Regions from separate parts of the Homo sapiens genome. Here region 2 is linked to region 1. Evidence: chromatin contacts called from ENCODE Hi-C or POLR2A ChIA-PET data. All regions are on one chromosome and are shown on one strand. The core of a region is the stretch at or near the end of the contact, and the rest is flanking DNA. Distances in the headings are between cores, read along the strand shown. Region 1 holds the start of ZNF638 (zinc finger protein 638). Region 2 holds the start of SNRPG (small nuclear ribonucleoprotein polypeptide G).

What was found. A loop is a pair of places that touch in the nucleus more often than their neighbours do. ChIA-PET counts read pairs that join two places held with the same protein, here RNA polymerase II (POLR2A). Pooled maps may share reads with other maps.
Region 2: a loop to region 1 is called in a pooled map, with 7 times the contacts of the local background. The contact joins the promoter of SNRPG here to the promoter of ZNF638 in region 1. A Hi-C loop is called at or near these places in 1 of 37 single-sample maps with no recorded cell type and 8 of 50 pooled maps. POLR2A ChIA-PET finds 5 or more read pairs at or near these places in 4 of 52 experiments (Caco-2, MCF 10A, Panc1 and 1 more).

What each region holds. Positions count from the first base shown.
Region 1 is chr2:71,329,910-71,333,865 of GRCh38, reverse strand. ZNF638 (zinc finger protein 638) reads right to left here and starts at 2,084. Exons shown (of 28, transcript NM_014497.5): 1 at 1,991-2,084. RefSeq lists enhancers at 1,118-1,803, 1,804-2,491 and a silencer at 2,075-2,284.
Region 2 is chr2:70,291,447-70,295,166 of GRCh38, reverse strand. It overlaps SNRPG (small nuclear ribonucleoprotein polypeptide G), which reads left to right and starts at 1,427. Exons shown (of 4, transcript NM_003096.4): 1 at 1,427-1,549. The coding sequence starts at 1,518. LOC124906023 (a long non-coding RNA gene) reads right to left here and starts at 1,265. Exons shown (of 2, transcript XR_007086880.1): 1 at 1,235-1,265; 2 at 1-109. RefSeq lists enhancers at 1,266-1,745, 1,762-2,669.

The sequences.
Region 1 (3,956 bases), core at 835-3,334:
AGTATGTGCCAAGGAATACGAGCTTTCCATACACTGTCTCACTTAACAGTCACTCACAAAAATCCCAAGCAGGAAGTAATAATGTCACCATTTTAGAGATAAGGAAACAAAAGCTCAAGAAAGACTAAAATAATTTACCAAAGTCTCACACATACTGAGGAAAAGGGAGATGTGAATCCAGATCTTCCGACTGCAAAGCCTATTCTCTTTCCACTAAACTACTTGTCTCATTTTCTTCCACTTACATAAAAACAAAATTTCCGGAGATCACCTACTTAAGAGCACCCAAGAAAAACCCTAAGATAGTCAAGTACAAAGTGATGACTTTTTTAAACTACAGTACCTAAACCTTTTTAACCTAGAGTACCTGCCGTATACACCCTCCAAAACAAAATGCAAAAAAGGATTACAAAACAAATACAACCAATATACAATAAATATGTGACCATAAACACATTATGAAAACTAGTTAATAAAAACGAATAAGATTTTGTGATTTCTTCCAACTGTTATATTTACCCTTTCTTGGTTCCAAGACAAATAAATCCCCAAGGAAGGAATGGCCCAGCATATTTTAATGTATAACATGCTGGGACGCCCTGTAATTATTTAGAAGTACATATTACAGAATATGGAGTACAAAATAAAATATAAAATGCTGTCAAACTTTTTTAAAAGACAGCAACATAAGTCCACTAAGTCTCAAATGTCTAATCATTAACAAAATTTAAAGCTATTTGAATGTCATTTACATGTTTGTTTTTCTCCGAAAACTTCCTTAAATTCACCTTTTTTTGGTCAATCCTTTTCTCCAGGTTATCAATTTTTAATTGTAAATCTGAACCAGCAAGCACAACATCCCTGAAAAAATAATCCTTTACAACAAATGAGGGGAAAAAGCAGAAAATTTTTTGTGCAAAATTCCAGAGCTCGTTGGAAAAAGTACTTGAACATAAATCGCTGGATCCTGGTGACAAGTTTTTCATCGGGACTCCTTTAAACTACTACAATTTCTGGTCCTGGCCCCAAACTTCGCCTAAGGACAAATTTTAAGATTAAGAAAAATTAGCTTCAGGTAGCCTTCACTCTATAGCTCAATCCATGATTTTGTAATACTGAAGTATCCCTCATTAACAATTACCTCAAACAACAAAAGATCTATTTCAAACGTTCTCAAGGATTCCAGTCTGTGATATATACATTCCCCCTTCCTTTAAGAGAACGGGGCCCAAGCTAAGAATCACACAAAAACAATTCACTAACGTTCTGTTTTCACAATTCCTCTGAGAAATTTGGAAATACTGTTAGGTATCACAACCATTTATGAGTCCTCAGTCTCCCACAGAGGTGATATTTTCTTTGGTTTCATACCTGCACTACGCAGCACAGAACACCAGCCCGGAAAAGCCGCTGGATCCTAACATTCCCTCCTTCATCCCGACACCCCCTCCCCAACCCCAAACACAAACACGCTCTTCTCTCCACGCTTCTTGCACAATGTCGCTGGTCAGAGGGCTCGGCTCAAACTCCACCGCCTCTTCGGGCCCGACGGGAACGCTTCCTCCCTGCTCGGCATTCCCTCACCACCGCTTCCTCGGCTGTCAGGCCCAGCGCAGCCTCGGCAGGCCGGGCGCTGCTGGGGAAGGGGCCGCCTCGGCCTCGCCAAAGGGCTCTTCACGATCCTCGGCCCAGTGCAACGGCGTCAGGCAGCTCTTCTCGAGGCAGGGTCCTTCACGAGTACCCGGACGGGCCCTCCCGGGTAGCGAAGTGAATAAACGACGGAGCAGGGCAGCACAGCACAGCTTCCCTTCCCATCCCGGGGGTCCCCCAACCTCCTCCCGCCCCCGCCGTCTGCCCGCCGCCATTTTGTGCGGAGCCGCTGCGACACAGATACAATAGTCGGCCCGGATCTCACAGGAAGGGCTCAGGACCCCCACGATACCGGCCTCCGCCTTCCAACCCCCTACTCCCCACAGGGCAGCGGTCCTACCTATGCCTACCCGACTAACAGCTGGATCCCATCCGCGCCCCACACAGTTTAGCACTCAGCCTCCAGTCTCGACGCCGAAAACGCTACCGCCTCCAAAGAGCTGCACGCATGCGCGCCTCCCAGCTCCTGCGAGCCCTCGTAGGCTCCCGGCGCCTGCGTACCGCTGGCACCGCGCTCGCCCGAAGCCCGAGAAGAGCCGGGCGGAGCGGGCTCCCGGAAGGGGCGCTCCCGCGTGGTGGCGGCGAAGGCGTGCGGCAAAAAAAAAAAAAAACTCCAGCGCCGTCTTCACTCTTTTGCTGGTTCTGTGCCTGTCCTCTCCAAACCGCTCATCCTTTTAAGACCTATATTGTCTCACCTCCTTCATGAAGTCTTCCCTGATCATTTGTGCCTTCAATAATAACATTATATGGCCAGGCGCGGTGGTTCACGCCTGTAATCCCAGCACTTTGGGAGACCGAGGTGGGTGGATCATCTGAGGTCAGGAGTTCGAGACCAGCCCGGCCAACAGGGTGAAACCCCGTTACTAAAAACACAAAAAATAGCCGGTGGCGCGCGCCTGTAGTCCCAGCTACTAGGGGGTGCTGAGGCAGGTGAATTGCTTGAACCCGGGAGGCGGAGGTTGCAGTGAGGGAAGATTGCACCACTGCACTCCAGCCTGGGCAACAGAGTGAGACTCCATCTCAAATAATAATAACAACATTATATTATAACAGGTTATATTCGCGCCTAGCACGTTAATATAATGCTTTGTATGGTCAAGATTTTGCCTGCTTTTATCCTGTCACCTTGCACCTTTTGATCCCTATGGCAATGATGTGTGTCATAGCTACTCAAAACTGTAAAGTAGAATTCAACCAAAGCTATTCAGCTAAAACTTTAACACTCTGAAAATCCTTTTGTCATTTCACAATAAAAAGCCCTATCTGTGTGGTAGATATTTGTAATCTCCATTTTACCCATGGAAAACCTTGGGATGACAGACGTTAAAGAACTGTGTTATGCAATGTTTTATCTTCTCGAGGTGGCTGTACTACACCAATATGAAAACCCAGTCATTGTTCAAAATCTGGTAAAGCTACAAGCCCTGCCGTATGCATACCACACAAATCACACCACCCACCCTGAGTCTCACACATCGGTTTTACCTAGCACTCAAGCAAATGCATTTCTTTTATTCACATTAAAACAAGCATTTGAAAGACTAAAAAGAAAAGTCGTTTTAAAAAGATATCTTATCGGATTTTCATTTCAAACCAAAAATCCTGCTAGGGACAACAAATCAAAAACAACAAAGAAAAAGCCAACAAGCTCCCCCTAAACACCAAATAACCCATGTTAACATTTGATAAGTTTCCTTCCATACATTTCTTTATATTCATACAAACACATTATTTGCATGTAACAGGAAATGTTTTCTTTTTTCACACATTAGCTATTTGCTTTTCTGATTACTGACATTTCTCCAAGTAAACCATATAATCCTTTTTTAAATAATTGTATAATATTCATAGTATAGCTGCCTCAGCAATTATTCAGCCTGTTGTTGAACACTGAAGTTGTTTCCAGTCTTTTTGCTACTGCAAACACTGCTGTATACAAAGACTTACCAAATTATGCTTTAATTTCTAAAGGCTAGAATCATCATAGTGGGAATGCTAGATTAAATGTATATGTGTGTACATACATTTAATTTTAATAGGTGTTGTAGAAAAACTTCCCAAAAAGTTTCTACAAAGTGTCACTTCCACTAAATATGTAAGAAAATAGGCAGGGCAAGGTGGCTCATGCCTGTAATCCCAGCACTTTGGGAGGCTGAGGCAGGTGAATCACAAGGTTAGGAGTTCAAGACCAGCCTGACCAACATGGTGAAACCCAATCTCTACTAAAAATATAAAAATTAGCTGGCTGTGGTGGTGCACGCCTGTAATCCCAGCTACTCGGGAGGCTGAGGCAGGAGAATCACTTG
Region 2 (3,720 bases), core at 178-2,677, 1.0 Mb after region 1:
AGTGGCGTGCGCCTGTAGTCTCAACAACTCAGGAGGCTGAGGTGGAAGGATTGCTTGAGGCCAGGAGTTCGAGGTTGCAGTGAGCCATGATCACACCATGCTCCCCAGCCTAGGCGACAGAGCAAGAACTCATCTCAAAAAAAATTTTTTTTGCAAGACCCCTCAGTCAGAAATAGATTCAAATTCTTGGAGACAGACCCAGTCACCTTACTCTACAATGGTTCAGAGGCTGCTAATTTACATGTTACGGGAACCCTACTTGGTCTGACAGTATGCTGTAGGGTTACCTGCCAAAAAAATATAGAGGCCCAGCCGGGAGCGGGGGCTCACGCCTGTAATCCCAGCACTTTGGGAGGCCGAGGCCAGCGGATCACGAGGTCAGGAGATCAAGACCATCCTGGCTAACACAGTGAAATACGGTGTCTACTAAAAATACAAAAAATCAGCCCGGCGTGGTGGCGGGCACCTGTTGTCCCAGCTACTCGGGAGGCTGAGGCAGGAGAATGGCGTGAACCCGGGAGGCAGAGCTTGCAGTGAGCCGAGATCGCGCCACTGCACTCCAGCCTGGGCGACAGAGCAAGACTCCGTCTCAAAAAAATATACATATATAGAGAGAGGCCCATTCCTCCAGGGATCATTATCATTTGGTATATTGGTATATATGAAGAAAATAAGCGATACGATCCACAGACATGCGGGATTGGCCGGGTTTGCCCAGGAGCTAGAGACGGGACCGTTATCTCAATATCTCAATTTTATTTTTTAAATAGAGAAGGGGTCTCGCTATGTTGCACAGGCTGGTCTCGAACTCCTGGGCTCAAGAGATCCAAAGTTCTGGGATTTACGGCGCCCGGCTTTTTTTATTTATTTATTTATTTTTATTTATTTTGGCTGTTCCATAGACAAGAGCAGGGATAACCGGCTGGGCGCGGTAGCTCACGCCTGTAATCCTAGCACTTTGGGAGGCCGAGGCGGGCGGATAACGAGGTCAGGAGATCGAGACCATCCTGGCTAACACGGCGAAACCCCGTCTCTACTAAAAAATACACAAAATTAGCCGGGCATGGTGGCGGGCGCCTGTAGTCCCAGCTATTCGGGTGGCTGAGGCAGGAGAATGGCGTGAGGCCGGGAGGCGGAGCTTGCAGTGAGCCGAGATCGCGCCACTGCACTCCAGCCTGGGCGACAGAGCTAGACTCCGTCTCAAAAAGAAAAGAAAAAGAGCAGGGATACCCACCGGTGGAATACCCGTTATCTCAATTTTGTACAAGGAAAACGGAATTCAGAAAGGTGCCTAGAGGACGCACCCCTCCGTCCTGGCCAATCGCTGAGGACATAACCGGAAGCTCAACGATGACCGAGGCGCTGAGATATCGCGAGGTGAAATGTAAAAACTGCCAACAATCCATTGGCTAACGAGGTCGATGACGCCAGACGCAAGACGCCGGGCCTACAGCGGGAGCGTGAGGAAAGCCGTGCGTTGCGTTCCAAGGCATCTGTGAGCCCGCGGAGTATACACCATGAGCAAAGCTCACCCTCCCGAGTTGAAAAAGTAAGTATGTGTGAGAGCCAAACCGAAGTGGTCAGTTATTTGCGTCCTGCGAGTCCCTTGGTTCCCTCTCCGTTAGCCGAATGTCTTGAGCCGCTTCACTTCATTTCTTCTTCCGGTCCGAGGTCGCCGGGATCCCGGCCAGGCTCCCGCGCATGAGACGTGAAGCCCGCGCAGAGCTCGCGCGTCGGTGTGGTTACAGCCGGCAGCCACGGCACCTCCTTCCGGCCGACTAGTCTCCAGGTCCCGCGGTCTGGCCCCTGGTCACCCGGCGCTGTCCCTCGTTCCTTGAAGATCTCCAGTGCTACCTTTTGTTGAACATCTCGAATAGTATCATGTTCTAGATAGACGGCTAGAGGGGGAAATTCTCTGAAGGAACTAAGGAGGGGCTGGAAGGGAAGGAAGTGTTTTTAAAACTACGTGAGGCATCAGAATCCGAAAGCCACTTTAGTCTTAGCAAATGTGTTTGTAGGTGTTTGAGCTTTTACTTAGAAACCTCATTCCTTTTTCTTGCCTTCTTTTACGTTAAGCTTGAATGTCATGTGTTATCTTGCTCTGATGTTGAAACTATATAAGAACATTCATTTTTCTTTTTTTTTAAGAACATTAATTTTTTCTAGTCAGAGAAGGCTAATTTTTTGAAGTTTTTTCTACACACCCAGTAAAGTCAAACAACTTTAAGTAGGAGAGCCTTACTTTAGGTAGGACTCAACGTAAAGCTTTGAATTCCTCAAATACTTTTTGAGTGGACTTAACAGGTTATGTGTTTCCTGACTACGTTTCTGTTTTGCTTATACTTCCTGATGCTGGAATTCTACATGTATTAGTTGGATTGCACAAAGGATGCAAAATTTTTACAGGGATCAGTTTTTTCTGGCGTAGCATGTGGTTGGCTTTGTGTATAGTTAGTTCATTTATTACCAGGCCCATGGAAGTCAGACAAAAGGTAAAGTTCCTATTTAATAATTTTGCGGCCGGGCACAGTGGCTCACGCCTGTAATCCCAGCACTTTGGGAGGCTGAGGCGGGAGGATCACCTGAGGTCAGGAGTTCGAGACCAGCCTGGCCAACATGGTGAAACCCCCGTCTCTACTAAAAATACAAAAAATTAGCCAGGCAGGTGGTGTGCGCCTGTAGTCTCAGCTATTCCGGAGGTTGAGGCAGGAGAATCGCTTGAACCCGGGAAGCGGAGGTTGCAGTGAGTCAAGATCGCGCCATTGCCCTCCAGCCTGGGTAACAAGACCGAAACTCTGTTTCAAAAAATAATAATATTTTTGCATTTAAAGGTCCATTTGTATCAAAGCCATCTTTTGTATGAAAACTACTTCTATGTATATTTTAGTTAGGTCTGTTAAGGAATTAATTATTAAAACATAAGCCCAACGCGGTGGCTCACGCCTGTAATCCCAGCACTTTGGGAGGCCGAGGCGGGCGGATCACGAGGTCAGGAGATGGAGATCATCATGGCTAAAACGGTGAAACCCCGTGTCTATAAAAATACAAAAAATTACGTGGGCTTGGTGGCGGGCGCTTGTAGTCCCAGCTACTCGGGAGGCTGAGGCAGGAGAATGGCGTGAACCCGGGAGGCGGAGCTTGCAGTGAGCCGAGATCGCGCCACTGCACTCCAGCCTGGGCAACAGAGCGAGACTCCGTCTCAAAAAAAAAAAAAAAAATAGAAGTTACTCAGAAATTATTGTGAAAATTACTCTTTTTATCTGAAAGTTATTTTTGGTGATGTAAGTATCCTCTGGATTCATCAGGGACTGGTGAAATGGTGATTTTTTTTTTTTTAACAAAAAGACCATTCTCTACTTGTAATCTAAGATTTTCTTTCTGATTCATAACATAGTTTTTGAAAATTTCAGAGAAGGAAGCTAGTTTTAATACCTTTCTCTTCCTCGTAGGTTTCATGAATTGTGAAATCCGGTCAGATCTGCCGCCAAAATGACTTAAAAATTTTTTCTTCCTCTGCTTTCTCACAGATAGCATCTTCTTTTACACCATTATGCCCTCCTTCTGGTGTAGCATAACTCAGGTGTTCTTAAATGGGGAGTAGGGAATCTGGTGCTACCGGCTTCTAGTGAGTAGACACCAGGGTGCTGCTAAACATCCTACTGCTTATTCGACTGCCCCCAACAATACAAAATTAACTGGTCCCAAATGTCAGTAGTATAG